Regions from separate parts of the Homo sapiens genome. Here all the other regions are linked to region 2. Evidence: chromatin contacts called from ENCODE Hi-C or POLR2A ChIA-PET data. All regions are on one chromosome and are shown on one strand. Each heading gives the region's core, a stretch centred on a gene start or an enhancer-like site at or near the end of the contact. The rest is flanking DNA. Distances are from core to core; before and after follow the strand shown. Region 1 holds the start of LINC02362 (long intergenic non-protein coding RNA 2362). Region 2 holds the start of LINC02427 (long intergenic non-protein coding RNA 2427). Region 3 holds the start of MYL12BP2 (MYL12B pseudogene 2).

Region 1 (2,700 bases), core at 127-2,626, 160 kb after region 2:
TCTGCAGAGTTCACTCTGCTGGATCCCAAGGGGACTTCCCCGGTGCTGTGACTCAAGAGCACATGTTTATGCTGCAGTATCTTTTCTCTGGGAAGCTCATGTTTCGAATGTAACTGAGATGCAGAAAAGATTTCACAGGCTCAGCTCTGAAATATTCAGGGTACAAGCAATAGAAATTTTAGTAAAAAACATAAAATACAACCCAAAGCCATTGCTTGGATTTTACCTGATGGTTCCGGGGATCCTGTGCAACACAGCTGATATGGGAAGGAGACCACAGGTGGATTTGTGTCTTCAAACTTTTATTTGCAAAATTGATCTAAAGTAATGTAATTACAGTGCCTTTCTCAGCAACTAAGATATTTAATTAGGATAACCAATCATCTTTTTGCCCAGAACTGAGGGGATTCTCATGAACATGGGGCTTTTAGTGCTAAAACCAGGAACGTCTCAGGCAAACTGGGAGGGGATGTCACCTAAATGTAATGCTGAGTTACATAGCACAAATGATATTTTGTGTTTTTGGAGGATTTTTAAAACCCAGGTAAATGTTTCATGAGGAGGTGTTATTGAGGATATCTTGTCGATGACCCTATTAATGCATGAATTTAATGTGGTGTTTGGTTAAGAAAGGTAGATTTCGTTCATTCAACCCTATGTACTGAATTCCTGCTATTTTCTAGTACTCTTCTAAATGTCAGAGAGTTGTCACAGAAGTGAACAAAACAAAGTATCTGTTCTAATGGAGCTTAAATCCTAGTAAGGTGGACAATCAACAAATAATAAAAATAATCTTTGGGTGACAATCACTGCTATGGAGAAAAACAAAGCAGGATATGGAGTGATGAAGATATTCAAGGCTTTCATTTTAGAGCTTAAAGGATCGATTGCGGGGTTGGCTGTTGTGAAAACCAGCAGTTAGAGGGAAAGAAGGAAAACAGCATATATCAATGGGGCTTAGTTGCAGGAAGCAAAAACCACGCCAGCTATTTTAAGCAGAAAGTCATTGTCTAGAGAGAAGCAGGTGTTTACAACGTCGTTGGGAAGGCTGGAGGAGCCGGCTTGCGGGTGCTTCCACATCTGCCACCACCGTAAAGGGAGGAAATCAGGAGCCTGTCACTGGGAATAGTGACTCCGAAGACACATTGTTTTAGCTGAAATCTGTTCATTAGAAAGTTCTGTCACCACCACTTTAATGTCTCTCGACACCCATGCAATCAGTGGCTGAACTTTGAGACATGGCTTCAGAAAGCCCCGGTGTTACCACAATCATGCTTGCCAGTGTTTACAGCCAATCAGTAGGAAGTGGCTTCTGCCTCCATTCTGACTTCCAAATCTCTTGCAAATGCATATAATTGGTTGAACCTAATTCACAGTTAGAACCCCAGCTGCAAGTGAGACTGGAAAAATGGCTCTCAGAGTTCCCGCCTCTGCAGTAGAGGAAGACACTCCAGAAGGAGTTGAGAATGGGTGCTGAGTGCCTCTTCAGGATGTCTGTCACACCTCAGGAAACCTGCCAGGAATACCAAAGGGAGTGAAAAATCCAAGGTAAGAATATCCAGAGAATGAAATCTGCATCCCATACCTTCCAGAGTAGTTGGGAAAGCAACATATGTAGTGGGAAGAGAATACGTTTTTTGAAATCAGATAAACCTGGGTTCAGTCTGCTCTTATTTGCTGACGACTTTGGGCACATCTCTTTGTATCTATGAGAAAAAGTTTCTCAACATATAAAATGGGGGTATTGACACCTTACTTGCAAGGTGAGAATTAGATAAGATAATGTAAAGTATGAAGTACATTGCAAGCACTCAGTTATATCAGCCACACCATCTGCATATAAAATAGCTAAGATCCATATTTTGGAGCACTGATTCCAAAGTACCCATCTTCTCCCAGACTTCCATGAATTCAAGATTTGACCACTGAGGCTGTCAGAGCTCAGACATGTGACCCCAGTTTCTATATAGCTAAAATTAGTCTTTCCTTCTCTGAGCTATCCCTTTTTTGAGCAAGCCTCATTCTGTTGTCAAGTGGCATAAAAGGAGCTGAGAATTTATTCCTTTCTGGTAGAAGTTGAAGGGGATATAAACCTGCTGGCAGTTAATTCAATTTGATTTTTGTTTTTTAAGACAGGGTCTTGTTCTGTCACCCAGGCTGGAGTGCAGGCTCACTGCAACCTCTGCCTCCTGGGCTCAAGCCATCCTCCCACCTCAGCCTCCTGAGTAGTAGCTGGGAATACAGGTGCATGCCACCATGCCCAGCTAATTTTTTTGTATGTTTTTTGTAGAGACAGAGTTTCACCATGTTGCCCAGGCTTATCTCAAACTCCCGAGCTCAAGTGATCCACCCGCCTCAGCCTCACAAAGTGCTGGGATTATAGGTGTGAGCCACCGTGGCTGGCCAATTTTGTTTTTTAAACAACATAGATTCAAACAAACTTTTTAAGCTTTATAAAGCCACCCAGTAGAATTACATTAACTTTTGATTATTGAAGTGATTCTAATTTGCTTCATTCTGGCCGTTGATACAGTTTCCCTTGTGGACCAGTTTGCATTATAATTCCCACTAGATCCTGGGATTCATGACATTTTGACTCAGCAATTTTGAAATTGGGAATATTTCAACATATTCATAAAACAGAGCCACAAACGTTAAGCTTTTGTGCTTTCTTGGTATCTTTCTACCCTATGCTAGAAT
Region 2 (2,700 bases), core at 135-2,634:
CTGCAACCTCTGCCTCTCAGGCTTAAGCGATTCTTCTGCCTTATTCTCCCGAGTAGCTGGGACTACAGGTGCGTGCCACCACGCCCAGGTAATTTTTGTATTTTTAGTAGAGACGGGGTTTCACCATGTTGGCCAGGATGGTCTTGAACTCTTGACCTTGTGATCCGCCCGGCTCGGCCTCCCAAAGTGCTGGGATTACAGGTATGAGCAATCGTGCACGGCCATAATTTTTTTGGTTTTCTTTTCTTTTCTAGAAAGAAACAGGGAGGAAGGAAGGAAGGAAGAGAGGAAGGATCTGAAGTAAATATGATAAAACTTTGTCGTAGATACCAAGGTGTTTAAAAATTGCTCTATGTGTTTTTCTTTATACTTATTTCAAACCAAAAAATTATTTCATCTTTGTAAACAATGAGGAAAATACACATAAGTTTTATAAAATGCAACACTCTCATCCAAAGAAGACTAATTTTAACATTTTGATGTATATGAGTCCAGACTGTGCCATACGTTCATTTGCCTACAAGTCCTAATATATAATATGCGTTGGTGCTTTTTGTTGTTGTTTTTTTTGGGGGGATAGTTTTTGAAGAAGCCAAAAATTTTTTAAAAAGTTCTATTTATAAGGTAGATGACTCTGAGGTTTGTTCTTTCTCTGAGTCTGCGTCGGCTCGCCTTCCTTGATTCTACGACGTTTTGTCACAGTTCCACAGTCCCGTTTGTAGATCGTGTGGGTTATTCTTCACCCCACTCTGTCCACTTGGGGGCTATCTCAGTCCATTTCAGATCTGAGACTGGACGGAGGCCGACACCCGTTTCCAAGCCAAGTCTTCCTGTGCGGCCGACATTCATCAGATCACCCTCCCTCTGTGAAACGAGGTCTCCTAACGGCACCCCCTGACTTTTTTTCGACACCCTCATACATTTGGCCCTCGGTATCCACAGTGTTCCCCACCGATGGATTCAATCAACCAGGAATCGAAAATATCCTTTAATAAATTGCATCTGTACTGAACACGTACAGACTTTTCCTTACCATTATTCCCTAAACAACACAGTATAACAATTATTTACATTGCATTAGGTATTAGAAATAATCCAGAGAAGATTTAAAGTACACGGAGGATGTGCGTAGGCGATATGCAAATATTACGCCATTTTATATCAGGGACTTGAGCATTCCGGATTTGGTATCAGCACAGGTCCTGGAACCAATTCCCCAAGGATGTGGAAGGAGGACTGTATCATTCAGGAAAAAGTACAATCCTCTGCGGTGCTGCCCCCAGCTCCCCGCCTTCACCACTGCGCCTGCGCCTCCGAGAACGGACTACAACTCCCAGGATGCACCGCGCCCGCCACCGCCCTGGCAGCCCGACTTCCTGCTGGAGGTTTCCTGTGGCTTGGGGCTCCGCCCGGTATGGGGAAAGTTTAAGGCGGAAGAGCCCTCGTTTGTCGGCTGCTTGGGAAGGTATTGGGAACAGCTTATGTTTTTCTTTCACAAAAAAGCAGCAGGCACCACAGAGAGAGACGGCTGTCTAGTTTTTTGTTGGGCACAGATCTTGCTTCTCTGAACCGGGAGAGAGGTGTTTGCCCCTCGCTGCGGGGGCCCAGCACAGGTGGTTCCTGCTGGCTGTTGTCCTTGGTCACATCGTCCTTGGAGTTGTAGGAATCCCTCCCAGACTGTGGGATAGGCTGACAATCTTGGATATTATTGTAGTGGTGAATGTTTTCTCTTTAAGGGATTTCAGTGGGAAATTTAGAGGAACGTAGAGGAGGCTGTTGGGTATTTTACCCTGCGTGCTTCCTTTAGAGATTGTTCTGAGCTGTGTACTTTGTAATCCTTGGGCCCGGGATTCTTATCATGTTCTTTTCACTGGTTTTGGTTAATGTGTTTGTTCTGAAGACAGTAGCCTGGGGGAATGAGACATCTCCTTAAGGCGCCGCTTGACTGACAGACACCCTTAATGTATGTAATTCATGGAAAACTACAGTCCCCACCTCACCCCCCTAAAAAAGCAAAACATCTGAGTTAGGGGGTGTGTCAGATTGAAATGGTTGAAGAGTGAATGGTGGCTGGAAGGTGAGCAGTTAGAAGTGATTGCAAATTCCTTTCCAGTATATTGTCAAGAAGGATAGGATGGTGGCCTGACACCCAGCTCTGCTATTTATTCTGTTATCTCTTACAGGTTAGTCTCCCTCTTTGAGTCTTAGTTTCTTGTCTGTAAAATAAGGGTGATATTACCGGTCCTCCCTGCTTGTCAGTTTTTGTGAAGGCAGTTCAAAATAAAGTATGTCAACATAGTTCCTAAACCCCACAGTCTCCCAAAAGTGAGTGAGTTGGTAATCAGTAGAGTGTCCAGTGTAATACAAGGCCAGGGCCGCTAGAAATGCCGTTCAAAGCAGACCGCATCTACAAAATACCTTCACAGTAACAGCTAGATTAGTGTTTGATTAAATAATTTAATTAAATAATAATAATTAATAATAGCCTAGCCAAGTTGACACATAAAACTAACCCTCATACCCCAGAAAGTCTTTGCTCAAATATTATGTTTTCCTAACATTTAAAATTGCAGTCCTACACACGTGTACATCTTCCCTAATATTCTCTCTTCCCGTTCCCCTAGCCTGCTTTCCTTTAGCATTTATTATCTTTGAGCCATCCCTGTATTTCTTATCTCTATCTTTATTGTCTTTTTGCCT
Region 3 (2,700 bases), core at 11-2,510, 220 kb after region 2:
TTAAAACTTTCTCCCCTAGTTTCTCTCAAGTACCCCTCGTGAGCTGTGATTTCACTGGGCTTTCAACTCTTAGGCCATTTTCTTTGTGCCTTTCTATCAAAGCTTTATATCAACTCAAACCATGTCTATAGTAGTTTTCCATTTTCCTTTTTTTCTTTTTTAATGATTGTAATTTTTTCAAATGGATTATGTATTTTTATATCTTTTTTCTTTTGAATTTACTTCTTTTTTAAGAGCCATTTTTTGTTTGGAGCAAAATTGAGCAGAAAGTCCGGGGAGTTCCTCGCTGCTCCCACACACACAGCCTCCCCGCTGTCGATATCTGGCACCGGAGGGGTCTGACCCTTACAAGTGAGGAGCCTATGTTGATGCACCATTATCACCCAAAGCTCATAGTTTACACGAGGGCCCACTCTTGCTGTGGAACCACGTTCCTTTTCCCCACGTGTTTTTGCATCCCTTTTCTTTTTTCTACCTTCCCAAACCCTGTGATGTTCGGAAGAGCTATGATCCCTATTCTATAGAGAGGACACTCAAGGAAGCAGCTGATAAGTAGAACCAGGACTCAAACCCAGATCTCATAACTCTAAATCCAGCAGTGGTAGTTTTTTCTCTTTAATACAATTATGACACTCCCTTTTGAACTTGTGATATATACCTGCCGCTAACACACACACACACACACACACACACACACACACACACACACACACCTTGAGAGGCTGTTGCCAATTGTTCTTTAGGCATCACACACAGCCCCGGCACACAGCAGGGGCTTAATAGATATTCCTTACATCGAAGTTGAAAGTCTTGTCTCAACATTCTGCTCTCACACACTCGCCTACAAACTCATCAAATAATAGAGCATCGATTCTCATTCTCTCCCTCTCCCTTCCTTTTAAATCTCCTGGGGCTTAGAATCCATAATTTGTGGAATTCCCGCATTCCCACAGGTGTCCTGGGAGGTGGGCAGGGCCAACACTTCAGCAGCTTCTGCAACGCAGCAGACTCCTGGGCCTGATGTGCTAGCTGCCCATTTGCTATGGGCCTTCGCTCCCCAGAAGCACCTCTCTGGGTATGGGGCAAACACCCCTCATTGCTGCAATGCAGCCTCTGCTGGAGTGAAACAGGATGCTTGATTTCTATTGCGTCAGTAGCAACACTGCCCAGAGGTCTAAGAGAGGAAGTCAGAGCAAAGCCCATCAAAGCCCACCCAGAACAGCAGGGAAATTCCAAGTCATCGGTTTCTAGTTCTCCCCATGCGTGTGGTGGCCCTGCTTTGTGGTGAGCCTCCAGGACTGTCCTGCTGTGCCTCTGAAGCACCTGCTCACAGAAGGGTGACCCATTGAGGCATGCAGTGGGTTGATACAAATGTCAACTCCAGCCCCTGTCATCAGCTAAAGGTCAGCAAATGAGTTCTCTGGCATTTGGGGTCTGCAGGAGCAAGTGAGTACTGTGAACACCTGCAGTGTGGAGACCACGTCCATCTAATTGGCGTCTATGGGGCCCAGTGCCAGGCTGGGCCCAAGTGTCGATTCAGGAAGGGTGTCTCAGGATGCAGAAGCCGCCTGATGCGTGCAGAGGTGGATAGGCCTTCAGCCTGCTCTCCTCCTCTGTCCTGCAGACCGGGTGAGTTATGTTAGCCTCTGCTTTCCCTTCCTGTCCTGAGCACAGCAATCGGGACAACCACACATCCTCTGAGAGATGATAAAAATAATGAGACCAAGAAGACTGCACCCAAATCGATGTTTTGTCTTTGCGCAGACCCCATAGTGTGTCTTGTGCTGCAGAGGGAAGCACCTGGCATCTTGGGGCCTCTTCTCTGCCCCCTCCCCACTTTGGGGAGGGGTTTTGTCGGGGGCAGCCTCCATCCTTTGGAATCCTGTCTGTGCTCTGATTCTCCCTGATGGTCTTTATAGCTTTGCATTATTTTGCTTTCAGAGAACAGAGAAATGTGAATAAGAACAGAAACATGGCACCGGTGTCCTCAGCTTCTTCCCCACCTTCACAGAACTGCTGCTGCAAACTAGTAGTTTTGAGAAATGATGAAAAACCTGTGGTTTTCCCCAAATTCCAAGAATCAGAGGCAGATTCTAGGAGGGTGAAGATGGTGTGGGCTCAAAAATGGTCATGCGGCACATCTTCTGAGGAGATATGCTGCCCATTAAAAGGGCAAAACAGGAGTTGGTGTGTGGGCAGTTCCCGCATCACACATAAAGGCTTCACCAGTGAGGCTCAGCCCAGGAACTGCCTGCCCTTGAGGCTGGGGGCTCACAAAGAAAGCTTTCCCCCAGCTTCTGATGTCCATGAAGAGCAGAGAGCATGCTGGTGGTGATTCATAACCCCCTGAAATGTATCCTCAGTTTGCCAGAGAAAAATTTCTAGGACCCACCTAATAAGTTCATTCATTGGTTCCCAGACTCGGCAGGTTTTACCAGATCCCTCACGACTGGTCCCAGCTTCTCTCCCAGCACATTACTTGAAGGTACACAAATAGTCCACTGTGCTTTGTTTCCTCTGTTTCTTCCAATTCTCTCTTCTGCTTGACCAGCTTGTACTTGAAGATCTAGGTTTTGGGAGATTCCCGGGATTGCTGCCAGGCACTGCCTGCCCCCATCTGAGTAAGGGGTGTAAACCCCAAGAGTATCTGAGACAAGTGTCAGTTAATCTAGGATTGTATATTGCCAAGGTTAAGAACAT

Evidence for each region. A loop is a pair of places that touch in the nucleus more often than their neighbours do. ChIA-PET counts read pairs that join two places held with the same protein, here RNA polymerase II (POLR2A). Pooled maps may share reads with other maps.
Region 1: a map of PC-9 shows a loop between it and region 2 (11-fold over the local background). The contact joins the promoter of LINC02362 here to the promoter of LINC02427 in region 2. A Hi-C loop is called at or near these places in 42 of 168 maps with a recorded cell type or tissue (A673, B cell, Calu3 and 27 more), 36 of 37 single-sample maps with no recorded cell type and 40 of 50 pooled maps. POLR2A ChIA-PET finds 5 or more read pairs at or near these places in 7 of 52 experiments (AG04450, CD4-positive, alpha-beta T cell, GM12878 and 4 more).
Region 3: a loop to region 2 is called in a map of B cell, with 9 times the contacts of the local background. The contact joins the promoter of MYL12BP2 here to the promoter of LINC02427 in region 2. A Hi-C loop is called at or near these places in 9 of 168 maps with a recorded cell type or tissue (B cell, CD4-positive, alpha-beta T cell, CD4-positive, alpha-beta memory T cell and 6 more), 35 of 37 single-sample maps with no recorded cell type and 18 of 50 pooled maps. POLR2A ChIA-PET finds 5 or more read pairs at or near these places in 8 of 52 experiments (B cell, GM12878, OCI-LY7 and 5 more).

What each region holds. Positions count from the first base shown.
Region 1 is chr4:184,380,982-184,383,681 of GRCh38, reverse strand. It overlaps LINC02362 (long intergenic non-protein coding RNA 2362), which reads left to right and starts at 1,376. Exons shown (of 6, transcript NR_125934.1): 1 at 1,376-1,548. RefSeq lists enhancers at 1-604, 1,078-1,167.
Region 2 is chr4:184,536,267-184,538,966 of GRCh38, reverse strand. It overlaps LINC02427 (long intergenic non-protein coding RNA 2427), which reads left to right and starts at 1,384. Exons shown (of 3, transcript NR_147158.1): 1 at 1,384-1,465. RefSeq lists enhancers at 1,044-1,373, 1,444-1,653.
Region 3 is chr4:184,312,889-184,315,588 of GRCh38, reverse strand. MYL12BP2 (MYL12B pseudogene 2) reads left to right here and starts at 1,260. Exons shown (of 3, transcript XM_047416561.1): 1 at 1,260-1,284; 2 at 1,441-1,629. The coding sequence starts at 1,260. RefSeq lists enhancers at 790-949, 1,080-1,349, 1,268-1,769.